2 separate regions of the Homo sapiens genome follow, and region 2 is linked to region 1. Evidence: chromatin contacts called from ENCODE Hi-C or POLR2A ChIA-PET data. All regions are on one chromosome and are shown on one strand. The core of a region is the stretch at or near the end of the contact, and the rest is flanking DNA. Distances in the headings are between cores, read along the strand shown. Region 1 holds the start of MICAL1 (microtubule associated monooxygenase, calponin and LIM domain containing 1). Region 2 overlaps CDC40 (cell division cycle 40).

Region 1 (5,974 bases), core at 3,175-5,674:
TTCACCATGTTGGCCAGGCTGGTCTTGAACTCCTGACCTCAGGTGATCCACCCACCTCGGCTTCCCAAAGTGCTGGGATTACAGGCATGAGCCACCATGCCTGGCCAAGAGAACTTTTAGAGGTGAAGTTAATGCCAGGACAAAGGCAGGAGAGGACGGGGTCCCCACACCCAGGTGTCGACTATGTCCAAGCCTAGCCTCTGCCTCCCGGGGCTCACCACCCAGCCTCTCCTGGCCAGGACTGGGCCTCACCTGGCGCAGCACCCCCAGCCGCAGCAGGCACTGCTTCTTGGCTGTCATCACAAAGTAGTGGGTGTCGTCCTTGTAGTACACAATGTTCTCCAGATCAATGCCTGGGGGTACAGGGCAGGGGACAGTAGATATGTCTCCTGATAATGCATCACCTTCCCTAAACATCCCAACATGGCCTGACCTCTGAGCTGGGATCCCAGCTTAGGCTGCGGTGAGTGCTCCACGCATAGAACCCCACGAGTCCTGATGACACAAACAACCATCTGTCCCAGGCCCAGGAGGCCTGAGGACTTAGAGCAAAGAGGGAAGCTTGGAGGGGGGTGGCATTTGGGAGACCTGCACCACCTGGTCGCATGGCAGTGCAAAACCAAAGTAAACAGAGGCACCTTCTTGAAGTACCACTTAAGCAAAACTCCCATACACAGGTTCATCTCTGAGAGATTCCAGGACTTTTCATGCTGGGTGATCAACTAGGGCTGTGCTTGCTTAATCCCTGAGGGGACAGGTTCCTTCTCCTTTGCTGCTGAGACCAAAAAAACAGAAAAGTGTGGAGTTCCTTGCAGTGAGGACAAGTTTGGAAGGGAGAGGCAGGAGCCAGGCCACAGTCAGGCAGGGGGAGGGGAAATTCAGCAAGAGGGTCCCTGACCTGTGGCTTTGAGAAGGCTCTGGAAGAAGCTCTGGTTGTAGATCCTGGCTACACCACTGATCTCCGGCACCTGTGTCTCCTCCACGGTGCGTCCATTCACAAAGTTGGCTGTGATGCCAATGGCCAGTTTGCCTCGCATTTCTCGAACTTTGAAGCCTAGAGGTGGCGGTAGGTGAACAATGGCAGGAGGAGGGGGTTATAACAATCTAGAAAGGCCCAGGATGTGCCAGAGATGCTGGCTTCTTTGAGGGAAGTGATCACTCACCTTCAGGGACGAATTTACCTCCTGCAGCCGAGATAAGGACGTCAAATTCATAGTTGGCCAGCTGGGCAGGGGGGTTGGGTTGGAGCTGGGCACGCCAGCCACTCCCTAGGGCAGGGGGTATGAGAGGCACAAAGGTGTAGAAGTCGTAAGAGCCCCTATACTCTCAGGACAAACCAGTGAAATCATCAAAACGTGTAAAGGACTCTCTGGTTTAGAAAGCAATGATATATTATCTATCAGATTACACCTTCACAGCAGCTATGGAAGGCAGGTGAGGAAGGAAGTGTTATTCTTGTTTTGCAAATGCTCAATCTGAGGCTCAGAGTGGCTTGCCCAAGGCCACACTATTAGAAAAGGAGACTCCTGGCTGGCATGGTGGGTCACGCCTGTAATCCCAGCACTTTGGGAGACCGAGGTGGGTGGATCACTTGAGGTCAGTAGTTCGAGACCAGCCTGGCCAACACAGTGAAACCCCGTCTCTACTTAAAAAAATACAAAAATTAGCTGGGCATGGTGGCACATGCCTGTAATCCCAGCTCCTCAGGAGGCTGAGGCAGGAGAATCACTTGAAACTGGGTGGCAGAGGTTGCAGTGAGCCGAGATCATGCCACTGCACTCCAGCCTGGGTGACAGAACGAGACTCTGTCTCAAAACAAAAACAGAAAAGGACACTCCTGGCCCATCCTTTTTCAGACACTGGCCAAGTTCTTGATGGGGGAGGGGGAGATTCCAGGGAGCATAGAAATACTTACCCTTCCTAGGAGGGGGCTGGAGGCCAGTGAAAGTGACACCCCAGTGAATTTCCACCCCCAGCAGCAATGCTACCTTCAGCAGAAGCAGCTGGAGCTGCCTGATGCCTGGAAGGGAGAGGACATTAGGAACAGGGACCCTAGGGCAGCACAAGCTCCCCATGTACCAGTGTGTGCCTGGTCAGGGTCAGACTGGAAAAGGCCTTAGCAATCACTCAGCCCAAAAGCCCACTTATAGATGGGGGACCTGAATCTTCAAGGTCACCTGGCTGATACGGATCTTGTCCACTTCGACATTTGGCTGTCCCAGCATTTCCCCACTGGCCTGCCTCTAGGCCCAAGCTCACCCGCCCCTCCAGGCCACCACGTGGTGCTCACTGATGTGGTCCAGGGTGCCGGTGCAGAAGCGCCCGTAGAACTTCTTAGCACCGAGTGCCCGCAGGTCGTGGATGGTGAAGGGCCAGAGGTGGAGCACGTTGTGGCGAGAGAACTTGGTGCGCTTTTCCACCAGCACCACTCGGGCCCCCAGCAGCGCCAGCTCCACAGCGACCCGCAGCCCGCAAGGTCCAGCACCCACCACCAGGCACTGTGAACACACAGGGCAGTGAGGGCATGGCATCCTGTCCGTCCTCTGACTCCCCGCATGCTCCACACCCCATCCCAGGCACCGTGTATCCACCTTGGTGCTGGTGCAGGCCCGGCCCTGCTGGTAGACAGGCTGGCCTGCTCGCTTGTCCAGCTTGGTCCACAGTGACTTGGCGCTCCAGTAGTTGAGCTGGTCCTTGATCTTGTGGTACTGGGGCAGCCCCCCACCGGGTTCCAGCCCCAGGGCCCCACACAGCTCCTGGAAGCTGCTCAGCACGTCCTGGCACAGCTGGGCCTGCAGGAAGCTCTCAAAGTGGGCATGCGCTGGGTTGGTGGAGGTAGGTGAAGCCATGGAGGCCTCCTGGGGAGGGCAGCAGCTGGGCAGAGATGAGTGGCTGGAGAGGTGGAAAAAGAAGGGGAAGAGGCTGGAGAACAGAAGAAATAAAAAGGAAGGGGAGGCGAAGAGAGCAGGCTGGTGTCCCCAGGGAGCTCGGGATTCACCAGTGATTGGCTCTGCTCCTCCCAGCCCATTCCCCTGCCAGCATCTGCTCCAGAGACAGCTGCTATCCAGTCCACTCCAAGTGAAATTTGCCAAATTTGGAAGTGAAAAACATTAGTCTTGGGCACAGAGGGCACATGGGACACCAGGGGAGCCTCCAGTTCAGCCTCCCTGTCCAGGGATCTCCAAGCCCTGGGGTAGGAATTCTTAGCCTGCCTTCCTTAGGCCTTGGAATCAGGGTGTGCGGGGATTTCTTAGATGTGGAGAGGACAGAGCTGCCTTTGCATGCAACACAGGGACAGATCTGATACCCACAACCCCAGCTGCTGAGCATACATCCTGCCCCATCTCCCTCCAAGCGTCCCTGTGCCGGCGCCCCTTGATGGCCTCAGTGCCACGCTGTGTCTGAGAAGTGTCTCATGGCAAGGGCAAAGTTTTCCTCAGCACTCGTGCTTGCCTCCTGACAGAGAAACAGCCTCTGTCCGCGTAGGTTCCACTTCCCTCCACCAAACTGCCTCAACAAACGGCGGGAGGATGTTGCGACTGACTGGGGAACGGAGGCCTGGGTCTATTTCTGACGCACTGTGGTCAAAACACTTCCTCTGTGAATGTGCCCTACTCCAGGGGGCCGTGGGTAGGGCTGGGGGTCGACCGCAGCCGGGTGCGCCCCTCCCAGGTTCCCCCCTCCCTGATCGACCCCTACCCCGCCCCGCCCCCTGTGCGCCCGGGCGCGCTCTCCCAGGAATCTCCGGAGACAAAGCCTCGCTTTGTCGCCCCCTCCCACGCCACCTGAAGGGTGCCCGAGGGGGTTTCTCACGCGGGGCCCAGAAGGTATCAGAGGGTATGGAGGAGGCGGGTGTCCACGGCAGCGTTAGGGAGGGTGAATGGCAGCAGTGGGGGCAGGTCCCTGAGGCTCAGGCCCCTCCACCATCCAGCTGCCCCTCCGTTCCCAGCCCGCCGCGCCGAGACAGGAGATGAAAGCCTCCCGCTGCGGGTGGCCCGGACGAGGGCAGACGGAATCTCATGACGGAAGGGCAAAGATCTTTCTTGGGGGTGGAGGGTGGAAGGAGGAAGACCTCGGCGAAAGGGGAGAAAGGAGCGACCCAGCCTGGAAACGCCAGGACAAAGGCTGTGAGAGGGGTGGAGCGGTCTGAAAGGATGGAGAGGGAGCTGGACCGCGGGCGGCAGCGGTGGGGGTCCCCGACACTGGACGGCAAAGTCCGGACGCGGCGTGAGCAGGGCTGGGCTGAGGGAAGACCTGCCTGACCTGCCAGGCGTGGTTCCCGAGCGACCGCAGCTGCGTTTCCCCGGAAGCGCACCCCACCTCACCCCACCCGGCCGCGGGGCTCGCAGCCGGCTCCGCTGGACGACTTACCGGCGGCTCCGAAGCCGGGAGGGGCCGCTTCCTGTTGGGCTGGCAACCAGGTCTGAGCGGGTGGGAGGGCGGGGGCGGGGGCGGGGGCGGAAACGCCGAGATCGGGCGGGGATGCTGGGATGCGGGGCGGCCCGGGGCGTGCGCCTGGAGTCGCGCGGAGTGTGGGCTTCCGCGAGGGGCGCGGGGCGCCGCCCGGGCTTTATTCGCGACTCATTAGCATCTCATTACTTCTGGATCCCTCTACCGCCTCCAGCGGGGACAGTCTTGGGCCCGCCCATGCCTGCAGGGTGGCGCCCGAGGGCGTGGCGCTGCGGACACCCCGTTCCGCTCTGGGGCCTCTGGGTGGGTCTGGCCTGTTGGGGGCTGAGGAGCTCGAGGGTCAGGGCGCCCAGTGCTGGACCGCGCACCCTCGGCCTGGGCTCCTTGCCGGTGCTTGCGCGTGCAAGGCTAGCTCTTTCCCCGCCGCAAGGCGAGGACCACCCGCCCCCGCCGCGGTCCCAGGTCCGCTGGCAGCCTCCCAGCGCCGGGCCGAGAGGGCGCTCAGGCTCCTCAAGAGGTTTGGAAAAGCCGGCGGGTCCGAGGGTGGCGCCGGAACGTCTGCGCTCTCCTCCGGTCTCCCACCTGGAGATCCACGGCCCGGGCGCCCCAGGATGGATCCAAGCGCAGAGTGCGCCTCCTGTGACAGAGGTCGACCCCTAAGCCCGGGCCGAGGGCAAAGGGCGCGGATTAAAGTCCTGGAAACTCAGCAATCTGCAGCTTCCAAATGGATATGAGAAGTGAGAGGGAAGGGGATGGCGGGGCGGGTTAGACCACCACTAAGAGATGGGGAATGGGAGGGGTGTGTGGAAGAGAGACCAAGTCTTCAAAGAATGCCTTAGAGTGAGGACCCACGGGACTGTCTGCTGAAAAGGGCTGGAGAGGCCTTTGGGATCAGCTTCGTCGTATTCCCGATAAGGAACAGCGCCTAAAGTGAAGGGACGCGTCCAGTCTTTTAGCTAGTTAATATTAAAAAACATCGTCTCATTTATTGACCGTCATCCTATGAGTATTACCTCAACATCAGTGCTTGCAACAGTCCCATTTTACCAAAAAGGAAACTGAGTCACAGATGTTCTGTGATCTGCACACAGCAAGTGGCAGAGCTGTTTGGGGGCCCAGGTCTGTCGGCTCCACCACCCCAGGGTTGACCCAAAATGACGCATGAAAGGCTGGCATTATAAGATGCTGTTTCTTGTTTAGACGAAGTGATACTGTTACACTGGAAGCACTAATAAAACCCAGGTATAAATAAGAGGGTTGCTGTCCTTGAGATCCAGAGACCATAAAGAGCTGGGAGGGAATAGGGCCTCTCCCTTTATTCTCATTTTGCATTTCATCTGGAAAATATCTGAGACCCAGTAAGACCTGAACACTCACTGTTCCCAGCTCGAGCTGAGAAGCAGGCAGTGGGACGAAAGCAAGGGGAAATGCCTGTTCTCTGCCAGGAGAGGCGAGGGAATTCAGCCAGGTCACGCTCAGAAAACTAGGGCAGCCTCTCAGTTGGGCCCATCCTAGCTTTTGAGTGTGACACGTCATTTGGCTTGAAATGAATTTGCCGAATATC
Region 2 (5,864 bases), core at 187-2,686, 750 kb after region 1:
TTTCCAAAAGAATTCTCTCAACCTACTCTACCACCACAGTGTATAAAAGTCCTATTTCTCTTTTTTTTTTTTTTTTTTTTTGAGACAGGATCTCGCTCTGTCACTCAGGCCGTGCAGTTGTGGGATCTCTGCTCACTGCAACCTCTACCTCTGGGGTTCAGGCAATTCTCATGCCTCAGCCTCCTGAGTAGCTGGAATTACAGGCATGAACGACCACACATAGCTAATGTTTTTTTTTGTATTTTTCGTAGAGATGGGGTTTTACCATATTGGCCAGACTTGTCTCAAAACTCCTGGCCTCAAGTAATCTGCCTTCCTTGGCCTCCCAAAGTGCTGGGATTACAGGCCTGAGCCACGATGCCCGGCCCTATTTCTCTTCATCAAAGATCCATATGATTGTTTTTCCTTTGTTTACTTGATAATCAAAGTATTATATTTCTTTATTGCAACTTGATTTTTCCGGACTACTAGTGAGGTCGAAGGTTTTTTCATATATTTATGACCATTCTTTTGCAAATTGTTTATAGTCTCTTTTCATTTGCCTAATGGAATTAGTTTTAATAATTATTATTAGTTTAATAATCTTAAGGGTATAATAATAAAATCAATATTATGGCCATTTCAAATAAGACTGCCGAAGGGAAGAAAGTAGACATTAATTCCATTAAAAAGATAAAAGGGAAAACAAGCTTCAGGAAGATAGATAAGAATATTTAAGAAATGTAGAAATATTCACTTATTTGAGACACAAGATAGTGAGAAAACAAATTGGACTGAAATTTAGTAGTGTTAGAATTAGATCTTGTTCTATCACTGGCTGATTTGTAGTAAGACATAAGGCCAAATATTTAACTCTTATTTGTAAAAGGAAAATAATACTGTTTTCTAATCACCTGGGGTGGAAGGCAGTAGTGGGGATGGTGGTATGGCAGTAAAGATTTTTACCACAGAGGATGTGGAGCAAGAGGAAAGCATAACTTATTTTTCTGAGTAACAAGACAGTGGCCAGATGAGTTGGGGAATGGTGCTTACACAGAGACAAGGACCAGGGATACCTCTTCCCTCTCTGTCTACTCCTTCACCCTTCCAGACGCGTCATGAAATGCTATTTATGTAGACGTTAAGTCTCCTTTCAAAGTAGAAATTTACATTCTAGCTAGATACGTTTTTTATTATTGAAATGGAAACTTTTAACATGGTATGAGCTTATAAAAGTCTCATTTTTTGGAAAAAGTTATGTGCAGAACACTTCTGTACATCAAAGAGATTAAAGACAAAATAACTCATGGGATTTGAACCTGTGATTTCAGAGATTCTACTCCAAAGGCTGATTTTCTGCCACCAAGCTCTCTCCTCTGGTTAAGAACATATTTTAATGCTGAAAAAAACTATATGCAAATCAGCTAATAGCCAGGTGGTTGGTTCTGTTATAGCATATCATGAGGGTGAGTTCAGCACTTACATCCTTAGCTTGTTTGAAAAGCATGCTTCATGATGAATCTTTTTCTGTTCCCCAAAAGAAGTTCCCTATATTCTGTTTTTTTGTGTGTGTGTGTGAGATGGAGTCTCGCTCTGTCGCCCAGGCTGGAGTGCAGTGGCGCGATCTCAGCTCACTGCAAGCTACACCTCCCCGGTTCACACCATTCTCCTGCCTCAGCCTCCCGAGTAGCTGGGACTACTTTGGATGAAAAATGAAAATAATAAGTCTATCCTCTAGGATGTGCCCTTTAGAAAAAATGGGCTTAGTACTTTTTTATGTATTCTATTATCGTACACATGAGTTGTAGGCCATAAAGTGATCAGTGATTTAGCACTCTTGTGAATATACCAGACTAATGTTACCAAACATTTACTGTGCTAGCACACCCATTTGAGAAAAAAACTGATTTGAGCTAACTTAGGTAGACTTTCTTTCCTTAAATTCCCATGGACCACTGAAGACCACATTTATATGTAGCTACATACTTTATAATTAGTTTAAAAAGCACATTCGTATGCTGGTAGATATCCTTCCTTCTCTTAAGGAAATATAAAGAATGATTGATGAAATAGAAATATATTAAGATTGGGAAGGAAGACTGTCCTTACTGCAAATGGTATTTTCAAAATAATAGCTAGATTTTATGTAATCTTCTTACCCTTTTTTATTTAATAATTTACATAATTTGATAAACTTAGCCCTGCAATATCTATTACCAAGAAGAAAAGGAAAATGGTTTCTAGATTTCCAAGTGCATCATGTACATGTATTTTCAAGCTCTTAGAATATTTAAAACTAAAGTTTGATGTGTTGGCCAGAGAGGCTCTTAGTAATGTAATGTCAGTATGCAAAATTCATCCTATAAGAAACATATTATGCTGGAGTCTAGCCTGAGCTTTGGGTTCTAAATAGAAAAATATAGCTTTGGGTTCTAAATAGAAATATAGCTCAGGGGCCGGGAGTGGTGGCTCACACCTGTAATGCCAGCACTTTGGGAGGCCAAGGCGGTGGATCATTTAAGGTCAGGAGTTCAAGATCAGCTTGGCCAACATGGTGAAACCCCATCTCTCCAAAAAAATACAAAAGTTAGCTAGGGGTAATGACGCATGCCTGTAATCCCAGCTACTCTGGAGGCTGAGGCAGGAGAATTGCTTGAGCCTGGAAGGCGGAGGTTGCAGTGAGCCGAGATTACACCACTGCACTCCAGCCTGGGTGACAGGGTGAGACCCTATCTCAAAAAAAAAAAAAAAAAAAAAAAGGAAGCAATATAGCTCAGGGCAGAATGATTGGTCCTGATTGGTCCTGAGTTAGAGATCATTTTTGACATCTGGGAAAGAAAATGTGAAATGTGTATATTTGTATTATAATAATAAAATGAATTTAAACAGCAAAATGGAGTTAATAATTTTCACTTTTTTGCTTTCAGGTTATGCATTAGACCCTTCATTAGATAATCATCAAGTGTCTGCTAAATATATTGGTTCTGTAGAAGAAGCTGAAAAAAATCAAGGTAATTTATTTGAAACATTTGATATCATATATACCTACACATCTATAATTAGTGTCTTGCAGAGTGACTTTAATTAGACAGTAAAAAATAGTATTTAGCGCTTTTTTTTTTAAAGTTGAAACAATGGAGCGATACAGTTTAGAGCAATATAGTTCAGAAATGTTACAGTTTAGAGCTTGCTTTTGCCGCTTACTAGTTGTGGAATCTTGTAGGGAAAATAATGATACATATCTCTTTGAGTTACTTTGAGTACTTGGCACCATGCCAACCCTGTAGAAATCACTCAATAAATTACAACTAATGTATAGATAATTTTGGCAATTGATTTCTCAACATTAATGTCAAGCTTCATTTTAACAGAGTAGAAATACTTTATTTGGTAAGTCTGTGAAGATTGTCTTTGAAGAGTTGCTTTGAAGGTTGAGTTTGAATATGTGTTGTATGTATGCTTGTATTCATATTCATTTTGTACTTACAATAAGACAAAACATCATACGCTAAACGCTAACTTGTCACAAGCCTCATCAGTCCATTAGAATATTATCCATAAAATGCAATTTAAAAAGTAATTTGCTGGTTGGTTGCATGGGACATTTGTGCTTAGTAGCTATAGATCCTATGTGATCTGGCTGGTCTCTGTATATGAGCTAGATTATTGTTAAAATAGAATTTTAACAGGCTTTTGCTATAAAACATAGCCTGAATTAATATAGGTAGACATTTCTTCTTTAAGCTAGACCTCTGCAAGTCCCATCTAAAGGTAGCTAGATTCTTAGTTAACTTGTGACTATGATTCCACAAACCTTTCTTTTTCCAAGTTAATGACTATACACAGTATGCCACCTCCTACTAATCAAATCAAAATCTCAACCAGAAACACCCTCCTTCTCCTTTTCTTTTACTGTTAACGTTAATGATATTAGAGGTCAAGATGAGACTGAAATCACTTGGAAGGAATACCATTTCTGGTGAAACCTTGTTTGATTTACATTTTTGCATTACAAGTGAAGTGAAGATAAGTTATTAAGTACTTACAGTAATTTAGTTTAATTTAGTTTTAAAATGATAAATTACAGTTTATTCTTGCTTCCAAATGTCACTTTATTATTACTTAGCAATAATGAGTTTCTGAGTTTTTTCCAGAAAGTCGTACAAATCCACTGACACAGCTTTTTGATTCAATAAAAGGCTTGTGCGCCATTGTAGGAGTACATATTTGGGTCTCTTCTTTAAGTATACAGTATTAGAATTTGCAGAATATTGAATTAGTTTTAAGTGTCTTTGCCCAGAAGGTTGAATCCCTTTTTCTGTAGCATGAGTCAGCGTATATGGTAGATTCATGTAGATTGTTTTTTAATAACTCTGGGGTCACTTGAACAATCATCTTTCTTTAACCATATAAAATAAAATTAAACATATGTTCATATTTCTTTAGAAAATGTACATCTTTGTAATCTCTCAGTTTTTTTTTTAATTTTTTTTTTGTTAACGTAGGTTTAACTGTATTTGAAACTGGTCAGAAGAAAACAGAAAAGAGGAAAAAGTTTAAAGAAAATGATGCATCCAATATTGATGGTTTTTTGGGACCATGGGCAAAATATGTGGATGAAAAAGATGTAGCCAAACCTTCAGAAGTAAGCTTTGATGTTTTTAATTGTCAATTCAGGTATACGCTGTATCTCTATGAAGGATATCTACATTAATAAACTTGAGATTTCTTTAGAGAACCAAATGACTCATCAAAATTTTTCTGCCTTTAGTTGATTGAAAATATACAATAAAATTTATTTGTTTTTCTTTGGGATATTTTTATTTACCTTTTCTGCTGATTTGTTTTCTCTCATGCTTTTTTATTAAAATACAATATTGAACAATTTTCATAAAGATTTCCTTGATATTGCTATTAAGCTGCCATGGTAGCTACTCTTCTGATACTAGACATTCAGATAGTAACTACAAAATCAGCCTTCTGTGACACTAGAATTGATTATAAATTTTATTGATTTATGAATTTATTTAAAATTTTCAACAAATTTTATCTCTATATATATCTTAAAAACTACTATAAAGTTTGTAAAGTAAATGCTCTGCCGTTCCCTTCCTCACCTCCTAATCTCACTGTCTCCATGAGCCAGAGAGTGTTCTAGGTCCCAGGCATACAGCAGTGGACAAGATCAAGAAAATCATGACCTCATGAAGCTTATATTCTAGCTGTTACTTACATCCAGTAAATCCATGTTTATAGTAATAGAAATAAACAGGTGATATCTAAGATGAATAAACTTATTCTACTATTTTTTATTTTAGATTTTATCTGTTGACTTGTTATTATAGATAGAGATTTACTACTACCCCATCTTCTGTCCCCAGCTCCTCCCAAAAAAATTGTGTCACAAATGTATAGCTATCACTTATATCCTTAGGAGTATGTAAAAACAATTAACTGAAAAACAACATTATGTGCTAAAATTCAGTTTCCATTCTGAAACTAGATTTTCTGATTGCCTTGTCTTTTTACTTGTATAACTAGTATAACATGTTAAAATTTATTTCTAGGTGTCACAGAAGGATAAGTTTTGAAAACTGATTTTATATAGTTGAAAAGTATTATCTAGTATCCATTATGTATTTAGTACCATTTCATAATTTGTGGAAGAGGTAATCAGTCTCTGCTTATAGAAGACTTGAGCTTGGCCGGGCCTGTAAGCCCAGCACTTTGGGAGGCCGAGGCGGGCGCATTGCCAGAGCTCAGGAGTTCGAGACCAGCCTGGGCAACACAGTAAAACCCTGTCTCTACTAAAACAGAAAAAATTAGCCAGGCGTGGTAGTGTGCACCGAGTAGTCCCAGCTACTCGGGAGGCTGAGGCAGGAGAA

The links. A loop is a pair of places that touch in the nucleus more often than their neighbours do. ChIA-PET counts read pairs that join two places held with the same protein, here RNA polymerase II (POLR2A).
Region 2: a loop to region 1 is called in a map of B cell, with 3 times the contacts of the local background. The contact joins the enhancer-like site here to the promoter of MICAL1 in region 1. A Hi-C loop is called at or near these places in 1 of 168 maps with a recorded cell type or tissue (B cell). POLR2A ChIA-PET finds 5 or more read pairs at or near these places in 1 of 52 experiments (activated B cell).

What each region holds. Positions count from the first base shown.
Region 1 is chr6:109,451,348-109,457,321 of GRCh38, forward strand. MICAL1 (microtubule associated monooxygenase, calponin and LIM domain containing 1) reads right to left here and starts at 4,425. Exons shown (of 25, transcript NM_022765.4): 1 at 4,372-4,425; 2 at 2,592-2,892; 3 at 2,291-2,498; 4 at 1,916-2,020; 5 at 1,164-1,268; 6 at 899-1,054; 7 at 253-353. The coding sequence starts at 2,849. RefSeq lists enhancers at 3,017-3,066, 3,297-3,346, 3,429-3,937 and silencers at 3,497-3,836, 4,197-5,046.
Region 2 is chr6:110,204,600-110,210,463 of GRCh38, forward strand. CDC40 (cell division cycle 40) reads left to right here. Exons shown (of 15, transcript NM_015891.3): 4 at 2,907-2,990; 5 at 4,485-4,624. Among named protein-coding and RNA genes, the nearest start is that of CDC40, 27 kb to the left of the region's middle. Within about 2 kb of position 1,437, at least 3 of the 41 ENCODE cell types and tissues checked have a DNase peak (open chromatin) inside an H3K27ac peak, as active enhancers do; they include B cell, where a contact is called at or near this core.